Regions from separate parts of the Homo sapiens genome. Here region 1 is linked to region 2. A link is an interaction called in ENCODE POLR2A ChIA-PET data of the cell type or tissue named here. Cell type or tissue: PC-9. All regions are shown on one strand. Each heading gives the region's core, and the rest is flanking DNA. Links, peaks and the distances in the headings are about the cores only.

Evidence for each region. ChIA-PET counts read pairs that join two places held together with the same protein. Peaks named below come from ENCODE experiments on the same cell type or tissue, not always from the same donor. Only the 100,000 strongest peaks of a DNase experiment are listed, where the experiment ranks them.
Region 1: POLR2A ChIA-PET joins it to region 2 with 5 read pairs; 2 of 35 experiments call an interaction of 5 or more read pairs at or near these places.

What each region holds. Positions count from the first base shown.
Region 1 is chr17:65,534,608-65,544,203 of GRCh38, forward strand. AXIN2 (axin 2) reads right to left here. Exons shown (of 11, transcript NM_004655.4): 4 at 6,848-6,950; 5 at 3,596-3,736; 6 at 2,717-3,228; 7 at 2,262-2,456; 8 at 1,713-1,946; 9 at 1,019-1,114. Among named protein-coding and RNA genes, the nearest start is that of AXIN2, 22 kb to the right of the region's middle. RefSeq lists a silencer at 8,050-8,250. In PC-9, for the core only: no CTCF peak of the experiment used is centred there; a DNase peak (open chromatin) is centred at 8,194; H3K27ac peaks cover 1,015 bases.
Region 2 is chr17:64,980,323-64,989,918 of GRCh38, forward strand. No RefSeq gene overlaps it. Among named protein-coding and RNA genes, the nearest start is that of LRRC37A3, 66 kb to the left of the region's middle. RefSeq lists enhancers at 4,584-4,863, 5,481-5,780, 6,061-6,110. In PC-9, for the core only: no CTCF peak of the experiment used is centred there; a DNase peak (open chromatin) is centred at 5,039; H3K4me3 peaks cover 812 bases; H3K27ac peaks cover 2,279 bases.

The DNA of each region.
Region 1 (9,596 bases), core at 701-8,700, 550 kb after region 2:
TCTGAGATTTTGTAGAATGGCTTGAAAAAAAGGCTGCTAGGCCGGGCGTGGTGGCTCACGCCTGTAATCCCAGCACTTTGGGAGGCCGAGGTGGGCGGATCACTTGAGGTCAGGAGTTTGAGACCAGCTTGGCCAACATGGCGAAACCCTGTCTCTACTAACAATACAAAAAAGGAGCTGGGTGTGGTGGTGGGCGCCTGCAATCCCAGCTACTCGGGAGGCTGAGGCAGGAGAACTGCCTGAACCCAGGAGGCGGAGGCTGCAGTGGGCCAAGATTAAGCCACTGCACTCCAGCCTGGGCAACAGGGCGAGACTCTGTCTCAAAAAGAAAAAAAAAAGTGGCTGGCCCAGACCCAGAGAGCTGGTACACTTAGGGTCAACCAATTGAAACAATGAAAGGGTCCAGGGCAGTGGCCTATTGAGGACTTCAAACATTGCTCATTGCTCAGGATGAAGACACTAAGAAAGAAAACTTGATACAGACCATTTTAGATCTCTTTAGCAGATTTCTTTTTAATTGCACCATCCAGTAATTAAACGAGCAGGCTCCTCAACCTACTTTGAAAGAGACTAAATTTACAAAAAGAATCACTGCCCAATTTGGGGGAAGATATTCTGTCTTCTCCAAACAAAAACACAAGGATGGTCCCCTCCACCTCTGCCACAGTGGAGAATGATCTTTCTGCTCAGGGGTGACAAATGTTTCCAGTACTACTAAATTGCAAGTTGAATGGGGGCAACTTTTCCAGCTGAATTTGAGGTCCCTTCTACACTTCTGCTAATGGCTTCATGTCCCAGCTTTTGATTTGTGTATGACCAGAAAAACTTTTGCTATGATGCATTTGTCGGCAGGACATGGATGGCAACATCTACGTTTACTGTTCCTCATCACTAGCGCTAAAATCAAAGTGATTTTAAAAACCAAAAAAAGTTTCATGAAAATGAAACTCCAGATAGCGAATATTCTGAAACATAAAGCACTCGGCAGATCTCAGTAATGTCAGGTAAAGACACTCACTCTTCTGGAGCCAGGCTTGGATTGGAGAAGGGTGTGGCTCCCGTCTGAACAGTGGCCGAATGATTCCTGTCCCTCTGCTGACTGGCCACACAGCACCTGAGGACACAGCCAGGGCGAGGGATTTAGAGGTACACTGTTGTCCCCAGAGCAATTGAAAAGCAGACAGAAAATTACTATTTGGCCTCCTGAAGAGACACGAACCCGACTTCCATCCTTACGGAGACCCAACCAAGACCCTGGGTTAACAGTGGCTGAAGAGGCCAGGAAGACGTCTTGGAACAGCCATTCTAAGCCCCCCTGGGAGCCCAGGATGGGACATTCTCAGCCCCAGCAAAGGGCTGAGGACTCTTGATCCTCCATCTCACAGCTTCTTATATACTCAACTAACCAGCCTTAAACAATCAAGACATTTGTAAGGAATGGGATTTGTAAGCAATTGCTGAAATTCATTCTCCCAATTCTAGGCATGACTTGCCTCACAGATCCTGGCTTAACTCTAGTAGAATGAACATAACTGAAGGGAACAATTTCTAGAAGCTGGAAAGCAGCAGCTTACTCATCCATAAGTAATTCTTCTTCTCATGGGAGGGTTTGAGACCCAGGCAGAAAGAGAGGCCCTCCCCATTAGCCACAGACCAGGTCTCCACCCAAACCCAATCCCTGCCTCAACCTAGGACCCTTCACTTCCACTCACCGCTGCTTTGGGGGCTTCGACACCTCAGCTAGCCTGCGACAGGCCTCCTCCAGCTGAGCCAGCGTGTTGGGTGGGGTCAGGGGAGGCATCGCAGGGTCCTGGGTGAACAGGTGGGCACGGGGGGTGGTGCGGGGGTGCCCGCTGTTGCCCCCCCACAGATGGTGCCGGCTGGCTCGTTCGCCTGGAGACGAGCGGGCAGACTCCAAGGGGTAGGCCTTTTTTGTGCTTTGGGCACTAAACAAGGAATGAGCAGAGAGAAAACAGAAGGAAAGAAACTGGGTTAGAAGAACTGGAAAATGTGACTTCAATAGAAACTTGTCTATTCTGCTCAGAGAGAGAGTTAAAAAAAAAACTACCATAACATGAACAGGGGTCAGTGCCAAAACATGACATTTTTGTGGTCTGCTCAGTCCAACGTTTAATATTAAGATGGCAGGAGCAAATAGTCACATTTGTATTCCGCGGACTGCAAAAACAGCCATTCCCACAATACCTCCGTACTGAGTGCCCATGACCCTCGCGGCCGCGGCGGCGGCAAGCGGTGTTTACCTATGGGGCTTGGGCTTGCTCTGCCGCTCACTCTCCAGCATCCACTGCCAGACATCCTGCGACCTGTCTCCTTCCTCCCGGGGAAGCTGCAGGGCCCCAGCTCCGCCGGGGGCCCCTCCTTCCCTGGCGGGCAGGGCCAGGCCCGGCTCCGTGCCTTTCCCATTGCGTTTGGGCAAGGTACTGCCTCTGCTGCCGCTGTGGGGAACCAAGAACCACACCCAACCCAGAGACCCGGTTAAATCTCCGGGACTCCTAGAATCAGACAATTCAGCAAGTCGGGGGGCTGGTGACACGAAAGACCCATGCACCTGCTCCCCGCACCCTCACCCGGCCGTGCACTCTGCCGCCCTCTTAGAAACTAAATGCCTGTAATGCGGCTCCCACCTCACACCTGCCCATGGACCTGGCTGGGAGACAAGCCCCACACGGGACACTGCGGTCCGCCCGGCACTTACCCAAACTGCTCGCTGGGCATGGTTTCCGGAGCCTTGGAGTGGCTTTTGCATTTCGAGTAGCAGTAATACTCGCTGCCCCCAGGGCAGAAGCAGTGCACCCGCTGCGTGGCCTCCGCCTCGATCTCCTCCTTGGTCTTGGGGACGGCATGGTGGTGGATGTAGTGGTGGTGGACATGCTTCGTCGTCTGCTTGGTCACAAAGCCTTTGCCCCCGAGGAGGGGGCAGGCGCCCGGCGAGGCGGCCGCGGGAGGCAGCTTGCCACCGGGCGGGAGCAGGGAGTGGTACTGCGAATGGTGGTGGTGGTGGTGGTCCGGGGAGCGGGAGCGGGGGCTATAGCGGCCTACGCCTGGAGACTGGCAGCCAGGGGTCTTGAGGACCCTGGACAGGTGATCGTCCAGTATCGTCTGCGGGTCTTCCTCGTAGCTGCCGGAGGGCAGTAGGGAGAGGGGGTGCTGCGTGGGCGCCCCCTCCCGCGAATTGAGTGTGAGCTCGGAGCCCTCTCTCTCTTCATCCTGAAAGGGAAGACGTCAGAAGGAGAAGTGACCCAGGAAGCAGAAGGGCCAGAGGCCCTGGGGTTGCAACATTCGGCTCCCTACGCAGGAGCACGCACACCCGTGTGCACGCCCACAGCCACGCCCATGCGCACACGCACAGGCCCGCCTACACAAGCACATATCCACACGCATATGCACACCCACACGCAACCCATGCACATGCGCACACAGCCCACGCCCAGGCACACACCCACACGCAGCCCACGCGCATGCGCATGCAACCCACGCACATGCGCACACCCTAACGCACCCCATGCACATGCGCATACACATACGAGCGCTCACGCCGTGGACGGAAGCAGGAAGAAGGCCTAGGCCGCATTACCTCTCGGATCTGCTGCAGGCGCTCCTCCAGGCTGTGGCGGCTCTCCAACTCCAGCTTCAGCTTTTCCAGCCTCGAGATCAGCTCAGCTGCAAAGGTGGCGGGTTCCACGGGGGTCATCTCCTTGGGCAGGCGGTGGGTTCTCTACAGGACGTGGAAAGGAAAGGGAGGAGGCACGTTCAGCAGGCTAGGTGGGCGGTGGCTTGGCCGGAGCTTCCCGCACCAGGCGCTGTGCACCGCAAACCCATGTTCGGGTGTAGAGTGGATGGCAAGGCGGCCTGGGCTGCTCGGGACTTTTATGCGCTAGCGCCATGGCCTCATGGAGAGCCATGGTCCCCACCAGCGTTTGCCTTGGGCAGGAGCAGTTGGTCGCACTCCGAGAGGCCCTGCTTGTTCTTTCTGTAGTACAACCAGCCCATCAGTAGTTACTTTGAAGTAGAAAATCTTCAAAGACTGTTGTCAACCATCAAAAAAAAAAAAAAAAAAAAAAAAAAAAAAAAAAAAAAGGCAGCCCTCTGAGGTGGGGAGGGGAGAGACCAACTCAAGGAATAGAAAGTAGAATCTAAACAGAAAGAGAGTTGAAAATTTAAAAAAATAAGATTGGAAAGGAGGTGGGAGGAAAGAAAGTGGGGGAAAAGGGAGTCAAACGGCCTGGATCAGAGAAGAAGTGGTAATTTATTTCCTGGCCGCACACTGCGCACCTTTGAGGTGGTGGTGTCTCAACACTGTCCTCGATCTCCCTCGTTTTTCTCCTTCCCTCCTCCCTCTCTCTTTGTACAGAAAATGAAGAAAGCTGCTGCAGGCTAGTAGCAGAACACTGCTGAGCTTGGCTGCCTGAAGCTGATCTATCAAGGGAAAAGGGAACATCTCCAAATCAAGTGCAGAATATAAAAAGGCACCGAGTACGCCTGCCAAAAGCAGCAAACAGAGAGAACCCCTGCTGCCCAGCTTTCTGTCCTTTTCCTGTCATCTCGCTCCCCCCACCCAACCCCCCACCTCTCCAGTTGTTCTACCTCCTTCTTCCTAATCTCCCTCTTGCTTAGCTCCTTTCTTTGGGCTGGGGTGGGGGTAGCAGAAAGCTAACTTGCAAAGGCTAGCATCTCCCCCAGCTGAAAAGATGGGCCTTGCCACGGCAACCACTTAGCTGCAGAAACTGGGGAAGAAGAGAAAGGCTCCTGTGTAGGTGGCCATTCTCACACAGGCTGGCTCCTTGCAGCCCCTGATCAAAGCGCTGCCTGATGGAGAAAGTCGATTTGCACACCCCAGGACAAAATCATCTAATTTACAAGCTTGGGCGATAGAACTTTTCTTTGTTAACTCACATATCCCCCAGTCAAAAAAACAATGATAGTATGTCATCAATACTTGTTATCTGTAGAGGGAGGGGATGCTAGAGGTCCTCAGAAAAGCAATTTTAATATGCTAATTTTAAAACAAGGTAAGTCTGCCCTTGTCTGTGTGAGGAGCTTTCAGAGAAGAGCTATAGTTTGTGCACTAATGCAACATGGGTTTAGCAATTCAATGTGTTAATTTTTTAAACACAACATAACCAGACCAATTAGATTCTCTGAAGCTGGCAGGAAGGATTCATAAACACCTGCTGTGAGCTGGGTGCTTTCTTCCCCTCCCCTCCTTGCAACCTGGATCTGAGGCTGTTGTAAACAGCACAGCCCTAAAATGGGAATGTAGATGGGGAAGTTCTCTTGAGTACAGCCATGTGCTGGCTGCTTTAGCAAGCATGGAAATAAAAGCAGAGGTCCCAGAAGAGCCCTTCATCCACCATCTCAGTCACAGGAAGAAGCTGCTCAGGAGATCCTCACTTCTAAACACTTCGTTCATTCCGCATTTGATAGGCACAGACTCACCAGCAGGTACCAAGCCAAGTTCTGGAGTTGGAAAGGAACAGCTACCCTCCAGGGCTTCAGGAGCCAGGAGGAGAAATGGTCAATGAATACATAAATAAATGACTAAAATCACTGACTAAAATGACTTGGAGTCCTGTGGTTGACACAAGAAGTAGAATGTCCCAGTGAAGAGAGCAGGAGGATGTCCCAAGGGGGGGCAGAGGTTCCTTATTCATTCACTCAAATGTTTATTGAGCACCTATTATGTGTCAGGTACTGTTCTAGTCTCTGTGCATACAGAGGTTAACAGAATAGATAAAACTCCCTCCCATCAGAGGGCTTCCATTCTAGTGGAAATACAGTGAGCTCACCAAGCTGTAGAGAAGCATGGATCATCTAGCATTTCTTAGTTTCTGGGAAATAAGTGCTTCAGTTTCTTTCTGATAGGGAATTTTTTTTTTGAATTCAGAAAATGCAAAGGTTCAAAAATAGGTCATCAAACCTCTCACATAGTTGGGATGCTTGTCCCCTCCAAATCTCATGTTGAAATATGATCCCCAATGGTGGAAGTGCACCTAGTGGGAGGTGTTTCGTGCCCTCCCTGCAGTAATGAGCAAGTTTTCCCTGTAGTTCATATGAGATCTGGTTGTTTGAAAGAACATGGCATTGCCCACCACCCCCCCAACCTCAGCTTGCTGTTTCTCCCGCTATGTTACAAACTGGCTCTCCTTCCCCTTGCGCATCATGATTGAAAGCTCCCTGAGACCTTCACCAGAAGCAGATGTTGGCGCCATGGTTCTTGAATAGCCTGCAGATCCATGAACCAAATAAACCTCTTTTCTTTGTTTTTTCTTTTGAGAAGGAGTCTCGCTCTGTCGCCCAGGCTGGAGTGCACTGGCGTTAGCTCACTACAACCTCCACCTCCCAGGTTCAAGTGATTCCCCTGCCTCAGGCTCCCAAGTAGCTGGGACTACAGGCGCACGTCACCACGCTAGGCTAATTTTTGTATTTTTAGTAGTGGTGGGGCTTCACCATGTTGGCCAGGCTGGGTCTCGAACTCCTGACCTCAGGTGATCTGCCCACCTCCGACTCCCAAAGTGCTGAGATTACAGGCATGAGCCACTGTGCCCAGCCGTAAACCTCTTCTTTTTATAAATTACTCAACCTCAGGTATTCCTTTATAGCAAAACTGACTGATACCTCATAATCACATCACTGTGCTCACCATCACAACCCAAAAAACCATGTAATGCCTATTGTCCAGTTCTTTTCTCTCCCTTTGCCCTAGGGGACCTTAGGTACTGCTCTTTTCTACCTTCCCTATACCTCTCCCCATTCCACCACCCATTTCTTTTCTTTAGGACTCAACATGGCAGAAAACAGCTGTCTCCTCACTCCAGACTGTACTCACCGGGAAATGAGGTAGAGACACTTGGCCATTGGCCTTCACACTGCGATGCATTTCTCTCTGGAGCTGTTTCTTACTGCCCACACGATAAGGAGGAATTCCATCTCTAAGGGAAAGGAAAAGACAGAATCCACAGGCTTACGAGGATGTTTTCAGCACATCACATGGGCTACTGTCATATGCCATCTTGAGATCCCGCCGACAGGGCCACATGCTTCCATAGGAGTGTCACATGTCTCCAGATACCATCGGTGCTCCCACAGGGAAGGACCCACCCAAGGTCAAATTTAAATCCTGCCCATCAATCATCTATGGAAACTTGGCTTCCTTGGATGCAGAAGCATCAACTTGGAAAGAGCCTGGAAAGTTAATCTCTCGGACTGTTGTCTTAGAACTGGGTTACACTCCAGCCAGCCCAGGCAGAGCAAAGGCTCCCCTATTTTACAGGTGCCCTAAGTAGGAGATTCTCAGGCCCCACTGGTCCTCCCACTTGTTCCCACTGCTTCAAACCAGGAACCAGTGCCTTATGGATAGGGCCAGGGCAGAAAGTTGTAGGGATAAGAACCAAACCTACAGAGGGCTAAATCAGGCATTAGTGAAGCATGCATAACTCTCCAAGTCAACCTCCTAGTCATTTCCAAATGTATTTCTTTTTATAAACCAGTACAGCGTGATTAATAAAAAGAATATATAACATTTAGGCCCCTTCTCTCAGCTCCAAACCCTACCACCCCCAACCAATGAATTTTCAAAGACACATGACCAATGTGGGCATGAAGAGAAAAGCCCCTACTATGTGGTGGTCTGTGCAATCCATTTAAAGATTAGCACCTACTATGTGCCAGATCTTCTCCTAGGCACTAGGCAAGAGAGCAGTAGACAAAGTGGATACATAATTCAAACAACTGCCCTCTTGAAGTTTACATTCTAATGGGGAGGCACAGGCAATGAACAAAATAAAAAATAGTATGTTAGTGATATGTACTATGAATAAATACACAGCAGGAAAAGGAGAATCACTGGTGAGTGGGTAAGCTGCAAATTTAAATTGGATGTGGGTGTCAAGTCCTCATTGAGAAAGGGACCTTTGGGCAAAGACCTGAAGAAGTATGGGCCCCTATCCATTATATTTTTAAAAACAAAACATTAACAAGTAGAAGAATTTTTAAAAAGCTGCCACTCCAGCTAGTGTTCACTACAACTATGACCTAGAGTTGCCATGATTTTTTCCAGAAAGAATTTCCTTCTTAAAAGCAGAATGGTCAAGGTGTGACTATTTTCCCATTGATGTCCCTTCAGGAGGCCACTTATTTACAAAAGCCTCAGGGTGCAAACATTTTCATAATGAATCATACTTGGAGGCTGTAAATATTGAAATTGGGTGTTTGGCTACTTCCCTTTCCCCAATGTCTGGTTCATCATAGGGTGGAAGAAAAATAGGATAATTAGCAATGTCTAAAAATACCCAGGGGGCAAGCCAGGAGTAACTAGTCAACCTCTAGCTCCTTATCTGAAATGCCCTAGAATTCTAAATAGCTGCATTTTCAGGAAGTCTACTGACCTAGGTCAGAAAACAGGAACACAAGGGACAATGAAGATTCCAATAGATCAACAAACCAATGTATGTTAACCAAACCCTGGCTAAGGAGTGCATAAACGATAATTGCACTGAGGTGAGTAGGGAAGGGAGAGAAGAGAGATCAGTATCCAGAGCAACAACTTACCCCCAAGTGTGAGTACTGCCCCAAAGAAAGGTAAGTATGGAGCAGAGACAGAGCACTGTGGGAAGGATTCGCAGCAGCTGGCTGACCAGTGCTGGAGAAACACGTCTTCTACTCATGACTGAGAAACAGCCTCCTACTCATGAGGCTCGGCACCTGACCAAGCCCACCTAAAGATTATTTATCAAAACTCTGTGTCTTCACCTTGGGTAGCTGAAAACGGGACTTATAAGCATGCCTGGCTTGACCAGAAACCAAATCGCACCCAAGGCAACTGATGCCAACCTGAGAATGCCAGCTCATAGATACCGAGTCCCTACTGTACGTCAGACATTGGACCTATAATCAGACTTCATTCTCATAAGAACCTTAATGAGCCACATTTTACAGATGACCAGAAATGCTCAATAGCTCACCTAGTGTTACAGTCAGTAGCAGATTGACAACTCATACCCAAGCCACTGCTGGACTCCAGAACAGGCATCTGTAACAACCTACACTTGGTCATTTCAATAAGATGCCCTTCCCAGCCCCAATCAGCAGTCAAGCTTCCTGATGGTCTTAATGTGGAGATGCCATTTCCTAAGCCCCACGCAGTCACCTGACATTGATAAGGCATGAGGGGGAAATTTGTGGAATTTTCTGGGAAGTCCTCCCCAACCACCTAGTACTCACTAGCTATGGGGCTCGCCAGGTGGTTCCCAAGCCATGCTGAATATCCCCATCTCTCACCTAAGATACCTTGTATGGTAGGGGTGGCGGTATCCCACAGATTGGGCTCATGCTGGTCTAACCAAATTCTGCTGCCCTAGGGCTGTAAGACAATGTCTATCCTCCATCTCTCTTCTAGGGACTTAGACAGTGGATGACTCTGCTTCAGCCCTGTTCCTGACAGTCTTGGGGGCAGGAGTCAAGCACTCCATGGACCCCACCATGACACAAGTGACATAAGGCTTCAAGAGTCCTAGAAGAGTCCCCCGTCCACCCCCTCCAAGACTCTTGACATTTCCACTGGTAGCTTTCACTCTTCC
Region 2 (9,596 bases), core at 576-8,575:
ATCACCTGAGGTCAGGAGTTCAAGACCAGCCTGGCTAACATGGCGAAACCCGGTCTCTACTAAAAATACAACAATTAGCCAGGTGTGGTGGCACATGCTTGTAGTTCCAGCTACTCAGGCGGCTGAAGCAGGAGAATCGCTTGAACCTGGCAGAAAGAGGTTGCAGTGAGCCATGGTCACACCACTGCACTCCGGCCTGAGCGACAGAGCGAGACTATCTCAAGAAAAAAAAAAATCATTTCTCAAAGACAGTAGTGACCTAGAGAAATGCTAAGGGGAAATAAAGTGTGACACAGAAATGTTTACACGTTGTAATTTTTTTTTTTTTTTTTTTGGGACGGGGCCTTACTCTGTCACCCAGGCTGGAGTACAGTAGTGTGATTACAGCTCACTGCAGCCTGGACGTCTCAGGATCAGGTGATTCTCCCACCTCAGCCTCCCAAGTAGCTGGGATTATAGGTATGCACCATTACACTTGGCTAATGTTTTGTGTTTTTTGTAGAGAAGGGGTTTCACCATGTTGCCTAGGCTTGTTTTGGTTTTGAACTTCTGGGCTCAAGCCATCTGCATGCCTCCACCTTCCAAAGTGCTGGGATTACAGGCATGAGCCATCTTGCCTGGCCTATATGTTGTAATCTTATTTTTGTTTTAAAAAGATGTGCTTGGCCGGGCATGGTGGCTCATGACTGTAACTCCAGAACTTTGGGAAGCTGAGGCAGGCAGATCATCTGAGGTCAGGGGTTCCAGACCTGCCTGGCCAACAAGGCGAAACCCCATCTCTACTAAAAAATACAAAAATTAGCTGGGCATGGTAGCACACGCCTGAAATCCCAGCTACTCGGGAGGCTGAGCCATGAGAATCACTTGAACCAGGGTGGCGGAGGTTGCAGTGAGCCAAGATCGTGCCACTGTACTCACTCTGTGTCCAAAAAAAAAAAAAAAAGAAAGTGCTGATAAGTAATAATCTATGAATAATGAGATATTTGGTGGTTTTGATTTCTCTCTCTCCTGCTTTACTTGTTAATTTGCCTTTTCCAAACTTTCTACAATAAGTATTATTACTTTTACAGTCAGAAAGCAATTTAACAAGTCAGTAGTGTATTAATATTTAGGCATTCCTAAATATACAAATGACCCTTGGGCATAACAGCTTCTCCATGTTTTCTAGGTGGTTCTCTGCCTCTGTCTTTCTGCCTAGGCTTTCAGCTGCTCCTCAATCTATTTTTCTATGGTCTCTGAATTTTACTTACACCAACATACCACTAACTAGAGATTCATTTAGATTAACAACCAAGCCATCCTTTGTCTTCCTAATTTGTTGACTTTATTTTAAAATTACTTTATGGACCGGGTGCAGTGGCTCACGCCTGTAATCTCAGCACTTTGGGAAGCCAAGGCAAGCGGATCACTTAGGTCAGGAGTTCGAGACCAGCCTGGCCAATGTGGCAAAACCCCGTCTCTGCTAAAAAAAAAAAAAAAAAAAAACCACACAGAAGATTAGCCAAGTGTGCCAAGTGTGGTGGCACACACCTGTAGTCCCAGCTACTTGGGAGGCTGAGGCAGGAGAATCGCTTGAACCTGGGAGGCAGAGGTTGCAGTGACCTGAGATCACACCACTGCATTTCAGCTTGGATAATAGAGCAACACTTGGTCTCAAAAAATAAATAAATAATAAAATTACTATATATATGAAAATATTCCAAATATACATTTTTAAAAGCTAAGAAGTACTAAAAGCATTGTAATGAAAAGTAATAGTCCCCACCCCATAGGCCAACTTCCTAGAGGCTACTGTTCTCAACTCCTTGGCTGTTTTTTCTGGTATTTATCTCCATGTTTCTCAACAATGTGTGTATAGTGAGATTTCTTGATCTTTTGATTTTAGGTAGCATCTGTTAATTTATTGCCATGAGAGATGAGGACTTAACTCTCATACATCATACTTTCTACCTCTCATTCCTCTGGTGATTATATCACACATTTTGGTTGAATCTGGTGGTCAGTGTTTACATTATGATGATTATGCAAACATTGTGTACTACAGAGCCAAGTAGTGTACTATGACCATGCTTTCTTTCTTGTAGAACCTCTTTATTTTTGCCTAGAGTTAATCATCACTTGATTTCTATTATTTATTTTCTTTTAAAAAACTATATAACATGCATGTGCCTTATTTTTTATGATTCTCTGATTCTTTACTTTGTTTTTTAATGCTTCTCTACATGGCCCGTTTACACTAGTTACATTTTTTTTCTGGGTACCCTCATCTCCACATTCCTATCTATACTGGTCATCCATGGGCCTACTGCATAGCTGTTCCTAGGACTGCAACTACACTTTGCTCTGTTGGATCCCCTGTTTCTTAAATTACTAAATTCTGTCTTCCTCTTTCCTGGCCTACTCCTTTGGTTTCAGTAGCACATCCCCAGAACCTTCTGGAATAAAGGTACATAGAGATAAATATTTTGAGAACTTTGACATCTGAAAATGTTTTTATCCTGCCCTCATACTTGATTGAGAATTTATTGAGTTGGTGTGGAATTCTAGATTGCAAATCATTTCCCCTCAGAATTATAAACAGTTTGCTCCAGTTTCTTCTGACTTCCAATGTTGCTACTGAGATGTTCAATGCCATTTTGATTCCTAGTTCTTTGTATGTTATCTGTTATTTTTAGGAAGATTATAGGGTCTCCTTTTTATCCTTAGCGTTCTGAAGGGTTATAAAGATGTGCCTTAGCCTGAACCTTTCTTCTCATTCATTTTGTGGCTCACTTAGCAGGCCCTTTGATACTGAGACTCTTATCCTTTCATTCTGAGAAATTTTCTGGTATTATTTTTTTGATAATTTCCTTCCCTCCATTCTTGCTGGATGTTGGACTTTCAGAATAGATCCTCAAATTTTCTTATCTCTCACATTTTTTCCATCTTTTTGTACTACATTCTGAAGTTTTTATCAATTATTTTTTTTCTTTTTCTTTTCTTTTCTTTTTTTTTTGAGACAGAGTTTCGCTCTGTTGCCCAGGCTGGAGTGCAGTGGTGCGATCTCAACTCACTGCAACCTCCACCTCTTGGTTTCAACCAGTTCTCTGCCTCAGCCTCCCTAGTAGCTGGGATTACAGACACCCACCACCACACCCAGCTAATTTTTTTTTTTTTTGTATTTTTAGTAGAGATGGGGTTTCATCATCTTGGCCAGGCTGATCTTGAACTCCTGACCTCGTGATCCACCCATCTCGGCCTCCCAAAGTGCTGGGATTATAGGTGTGAGCCACTGTGCCCAGACTTTATAAATTATCTTCTATCTTTTCTTTTGAATACTTACTTTAAACTATTCTGCTTTTCAATAGCCAAAATCCCTTTCTTGTTATGATTATTTTATTTTGCACCCTGCGATGGTTTGAATGTCTGTGTCCCCCCAAATTTCTATGTTGAGACCTAACCCCCAACGTGATAGTATTTGTAGATGGGAACCTTTGGGAGGTGATCAGGCCATGAGAATGGAACCCTTATGAATAGTATTAGTGCCTTTATAAAAGAGACCCAAGGGAGTCAGCTCACCCCTTCCTCCACGTGAGGCCACTGCAAGAAGACACTATCTCTGAACCAGAAAGCAGGCCCTCCCCAGACACCAAATCAGCACCTTGATCTTGGATTCCAGTCCCTAGAACCATGAGAAATAAATTTCTTTGTTTATAAACCACCCAGTGTATCATATTTTGTTACGGCATCCTGAAAGTCTAAAATACATCCTATTTCATGGATAAAATGCCTTTTCTTATTTCTCTATAGATAGTAACTATACTACTTTTGAAGATTTGTTCTGTTGTTTCCTCTGTTTTGGTCTTTTTGTTTCATGTTAGAACTTTCCATAAACATCTGGTAATCTTTGGCTATCTGTTAAGATTTCATTATGAGGCACAAAAAACTGGTGGGGGGTTCTGTGTGCATGAATGTGGCTTATTCTCAGAGGCAATCTGGCAGATAATCAGCTTATTCACTGAGGGGATTCTCCCCAGTGTCTGAACTTGAAAGTTTCTTCTCTGCGACCATTGCATTTTTTTTCCAGAGTAGGATCATTTCCTAACTGACTGCCAGTGTTCTGGAAGCAGGTGCAGTGAAGAGCCTAAGAGTCCTACTAATGTGTGTGTGAATTCCGAATCCTTAGTCACCGTGTTCATCCCTAACCCATACTGCCACAAGGACTCTCAAGTCTCACAACTAATTCATTTTAACATGAGAAGATATTAAGAGGGTTAAGAGGTTCTCCATGATTCACCTACTAGTGTGAATTCATATCTTCTCCTTTTGCTTTTCCCCTGGCCCTTAGCTGATATCAACTGCTCTGAGGAAATGGAAGTCTGATTGGTCAGGAAGCAGGAATAGTGGGTAATTTGGGGTCCCAGACCCCCCTTAGCAGGCAAGCAGCCCAGAGGTGGGTAAAGCACTTTAGGAAAGGGTGCTGCAATCCAGGGACTACGGCCCTGGACCTGGACGCCAAAAGGGAGTTGAGAAAGTAGAAAAGAAAACTACTTATGCTTAAATTGTGCTCAGAGCCAGGTCTCTATGCAAAGGAGCAGCAGGTGACCTGATTTCTCCCTCCTGCACTGCAGAGAACCTGCCCTCAAAGACCCAGAGCTCAGCTTCAGTAGAAGTTGAACAGCACTGTGCGAGCGAACCTGAGAACCCAGTCACCCTGAGAAAAACGGTTTCTAGGAGAAAACACATTCTTTGATCCAAACAACCAACTTACAAATGATCTTTTGGACCACGTCCTGCCTGCAAACTGAGGCTCAATTCACCTTTAATGGGCCAGCTCTGGCAGTGCCAAGGGAGAGAGGCCATTAGCAGAAATGAAAAAAGCAAGAAATCTTTTAGTCCATTAGGTTAAAAGAAGATTTTTCATGCTTTATTATTTATGATTTGCGACTTCAGTTACTGTTTCCTGGAACAAATGTTATGATTCAACTTCTATTTACTGAAGCAAATAGATGCTTATCAGCAGTCATGCTACAAATCACAAAGCAGTCAGTAAGGCCTTTGGGGCTGTGGCCTCTTTTGCAATTCTTTGATGTCTTGTCAGGCAACTTATTTTCTGTGCCTTAGAGAGTTTCCAAAAGCTACCACAATCTGATGTGTGTGTGTGTGTGTGTGTGTGTGTGTATACATTTGTGTGTGTATATCTACATGCACTCTTTCTGTCTCTCTTTCTCTCTCTCTCTATATATGGCATATAAATACAGTAAATTCAAAGAATTGAGCAAAAGCAGATTTTGGTTTTTACTTTAAGAATATCATTTCACTTCCTGAAAAATTAGGAATTAGGAGTCCTAAGAATACCACATAGCATTTAGGAAGACTTGAGTGGGAGCTAAGAAAGTTCGAATGAGGGGAGGAAGAAAGTCCCTGGTCAGCCCGGTATAGTGACTCAAGCCTGTAAACCCAGCACTTTAGAAGGCTGAGGTGGGAGGATTGTTTGAGCTCAGGAGTTTGAGATCAGCCTGGGCAACCTAGCAAGACTCTGATCTCTATTAAAAAAAAGAAAGAAAAGAAAGCCTGGGCAGTGGCCTCAGTGAACCCTCGAGGATGCTGTGATCCTCTTGGTGACGTCCCCAGCCTCTGCTTCAGGATGACAGCATGGTCTCCTGCACCATAGCTCGGTCTGAAATTTTCGGTTTTTCTTTCAAGTTCCCCTTTTTCAGTCTTCAAGGGGGATGGAGGAGGTGGCCTGAATAAGACATAAATGAAAGAGGAAGTGTCTCAGCACCAACCAAACGTAAAACAGCGACAGCGACCCACTTAGCTTGTGACCTCTACGGAAATACTGAAGACGTCCTCTGTGTCCTTTTAGACTTTCTGGGGGAGGGGACAGCTGCTGCCCAGAAGCAAGCAGCTTCCTTTTGGCCAGGTCAGTGCAGGGAACCAACAAAGACAGGGACCTGTGGCCAGAAGAAGCACAGCCACAGCAGGTATCTGATTGGACTGAGCCAGGAAAGGCCTTCTTGCCCTTAGGGACCCCTCAAAGCTTCTTTCCCACAAGCTGGAAACTGCTTGGCTCACTGCTGTCCTAAATGCAGGTGCCAGCCGAGGGGGTTACCCTAGGACCGTGAGCCATTAACAGCTTGTCTCAAATACGCTTCTCCAAGGCAGTCAGCGACTCCCCACTGAACACCTGTGGGTTCCTGCTGGTGCTAACTTAGGCACAGGGCTAGCAGGTCCCTCCCCTGTAGCAGATGATGAGAGCAAGTGTGGTGCAGGAGGAACTGGAAAGAGAGCATCGTCAGAGGCGACACTTGCGTGGATTAAAACCATATATTCTTGTGCAATGTAAAATTGCCAACTTGCATCAGCATAACGAAGGACACACTTAGAATAGAAAAGCTGAGGAGGACAGAAGAATAGGAAGAACAACAAAATCATGCCTGGTCCTTTTGCCCAGAAATGACCCATGTGAATCTTGGCTGAACTTTTAGACTTTTTCGCGGTGCACATTTCTGAACATAATTTGACAACGTGGGACCTCTAGAATTGTACATTCTAATTTTTCAGTCCATTTATTTCTTATTCCAGAAAGAATCCATATATAAGGATGGCTCATCACAGTGTTGTTTTTAATTGTGAAAAGCTGAAAAATGGATGCTCGCCACTAGTGTTTATAAATAAATTCAATAAAGTTATGCTCTCACAATAAAATATTATGTAATCATTTAAAAGAATAATCTCATGCTCTGCGTATTATCATGGAAGGATGTCCACAAGGTCTTGCTGAAATTTTTTTAAAAGTCCCAAAACAGTGTATATATAATTTGAGACTATTGATATAAAAATATGGGTGTATATGTGTGTAAAAAAAGATGTTTGGGCCGGGCACGGTGGCTCACGCCTGTAATCCCAACCTTTTTGGGGCTGAGGTGGGCGGATCACTTGAGGTCAGGAGTTTGAGACCAGCCTGGCCAACATGGTGAAACTCCGTCTCTACTAAAATAAAAATAAAAAAAATTAGCTGGATGTGGTGGTGCATGCCTGTAATCCCAGCTACTCCAGAGGCTGAGGCAGGAAAATCGCTTGAGCCAGGGAGGCGGAGGTTGCAGTGAGCCGAGATCTCACCACTGCACTCCAGCCTGGGTGACAGAGCGAGACTCCATCTCAAAAAAAAAAAAAAAAGGATGTTTGCCAAAATGTTAATAATGGTTGTCTTTAGAAGGAGGGCTTTTTGTGCTGTTTACTTTCTTCTTGATATTTTTTAGCAATTTGTTTTTGCAATGAGCATTTACTAGTTTTATATTTTTTAAACTATTTACCTTGAAAAAATTAGGTAAATCTATACTTACCATATAAAATACATTTATTTTGTAGTGAGTGAAAATGAGGGTTACAAAATATATACATAGTATAATATCATGTTCATATTTTATAGTTTTATACATAAATTTACATATTTTAGTTTAAGTGTTTATAAATACAAAAATACATTCACACATTTGAACATATATATAATATGCATATACATTTTACATGTATATATAAAAAGTTTTAAAACATATATTTTTATTTTTTAAGATTACTCTTTTTTTCTTTTTTTTTTTTGAGACAGAGTCTCACACTGTCGCCCAGGCTGGAGTAGAGTGGCACGATCTTGGCTCACTGCAACCTCCACCTCCCGGCTTCAAGCGATTCTCTCGCCTCAGCTTCCCAAGTAGCTGAGGTTACAGGCGCCCACCACCACGCCCAGCTAATTTTTTGTATTTTTAGTAGGGACGAGGTTTCACTACATTGGCCAAGCTGGTCTCAAACTCCTGACCTCGTGATCCACCTGCCTCAGCCTCCCAAAGTGTTGGGATTACAGGCGTGAGCCACTGTGCCTGGCCAAGATTACTCTTATATTTTGAATAATAATTGTATTTCCATTCTGGGGAAAAGAGTAATATTTTGGAAACCAGGCGCAGTGGCTCACGCCTGTAATCCCAGCACTTTAGGAGGCCGAGGCGGATGGATCATCTGAGGTCAGGAGTTCGAGACCACCCTGGCCAACATAGCAAAACCGTGTCTCTACTAAAAATACAAAAATCAGCCAGGCATGGTGGCGGGCACCTATAATCCCAGCTACTCGGGAGTCTGAGGCAGGATAATTTCTTGAACCTGGGAGGTGGAGGTTGTAGTGAGCCGAGATTGTGCCACTGCATTCCAGCCTGGTGGACCGAGTGAGACCCTATCTCAAAAAAAAAAAAAAAAAGTATGATTTTGGGCTAAGTCTTGGAGGGGTAGGGACGGCCAGTCCAGGGCAGCCCAGGCTGAGGGCACAGCATGTACCAAAAACACAAAGCCACAGCAGAGCAGGGCCATGCGTGGCACACGCTGCTCCTGGCACCTGATAGCACCAGTGTTCTGTCCTCCTGGAAACTCTCCTCTTGCATTTCTGGGTCACTGTTCTCTCCAGGCTGCCCAGTCAGCCAAGCAGGCACCTGGGCACAGAGGGGCCCTGAGGGATTGAGGCTGTCCCGGGTAGGGGCTCCGTAAGGGGGAAGCCAACCTACTTTGCAGTGTTCCTGAGGCTCAGGCCCGTGTGCCACAGTGAGAGGGCGCGAACTCCACGGTCCGTGGACTTGGGTTCAGCTGAGGCACCACCAGCTCCTGGGTGGCACTCGGCCAAGGCACTTTACCTCCCTGGGACTCAGTGTGTTTATCCAGGGGTATGAACAATAAGAACCTCTGGCCCACAGGCTTAATGAGAGAATTAAATAAGACATGGGAACAGCTCCTTTCAACTAACTGTTTATTACCAGAAGGTGCCCAATAACCAGGCATGGCAAAAGCCCAAAGGCAAAAACACAAAGCCCTGACATTTAACAGGTTCTTTTTTTGCTAAGAAACCAGCGCTGGAGACAAGTACTTGTGATATATCCTCGTGGCTGGACTTGTTGGTCACAAGTTCTAATTATGGAAATGCCCTCTGACAAAAGAGCCTGTTGATGTGAGTCACTATGGGTGGTTTAACTCTCTAGGCCTGGGCTGCTCCTAAGAATCATTTGCAGATACATCTATCTACCTAGCTATTTTTTTTTTTTTGAGACAGGGTCTCACTCTGTCACCCACTCTTCACTCTGTGAAGTGCAGTGGCACAATCAGGGCTCACTTTATCCTTGACCTCCTGGGCTCAAGCATTCTTTCCACCTCAGCCCTCTGAGCAGCTAAGACTATAGGTGTGTGCCACCATGCCGAGCTAATTTTTTTATTCTTGTTTTGAATTGTAGTATAGATGTCTCACTATATTATCCAGGCTGGCCTTGAATTCCTGAGCTCAAGCAGTCCTCCCACCTCGGCCTCCCAAAGTGCTGGGATTACAGGCATGAGCCACCGCACCCGGCCCATAAGATACATATGTTTTTTTTAAAATAATGCAGTGAGTTGTTTTGTTTTGGTTTTTGTGTTTTTTTAGAGACAAGGTGACATTCTGTTGCCCAGGCTGTGCTCTCACAGCTCACTGCCGCCTTGACCTCCTGGGTTCAGGCAATCCTTTCACCCCAGCCTCCACGTAGCTGGGACTACAGGCATATGCCACCACACCCTGGTTAATCTTAATTTTTTTTTTTAGAGATGGA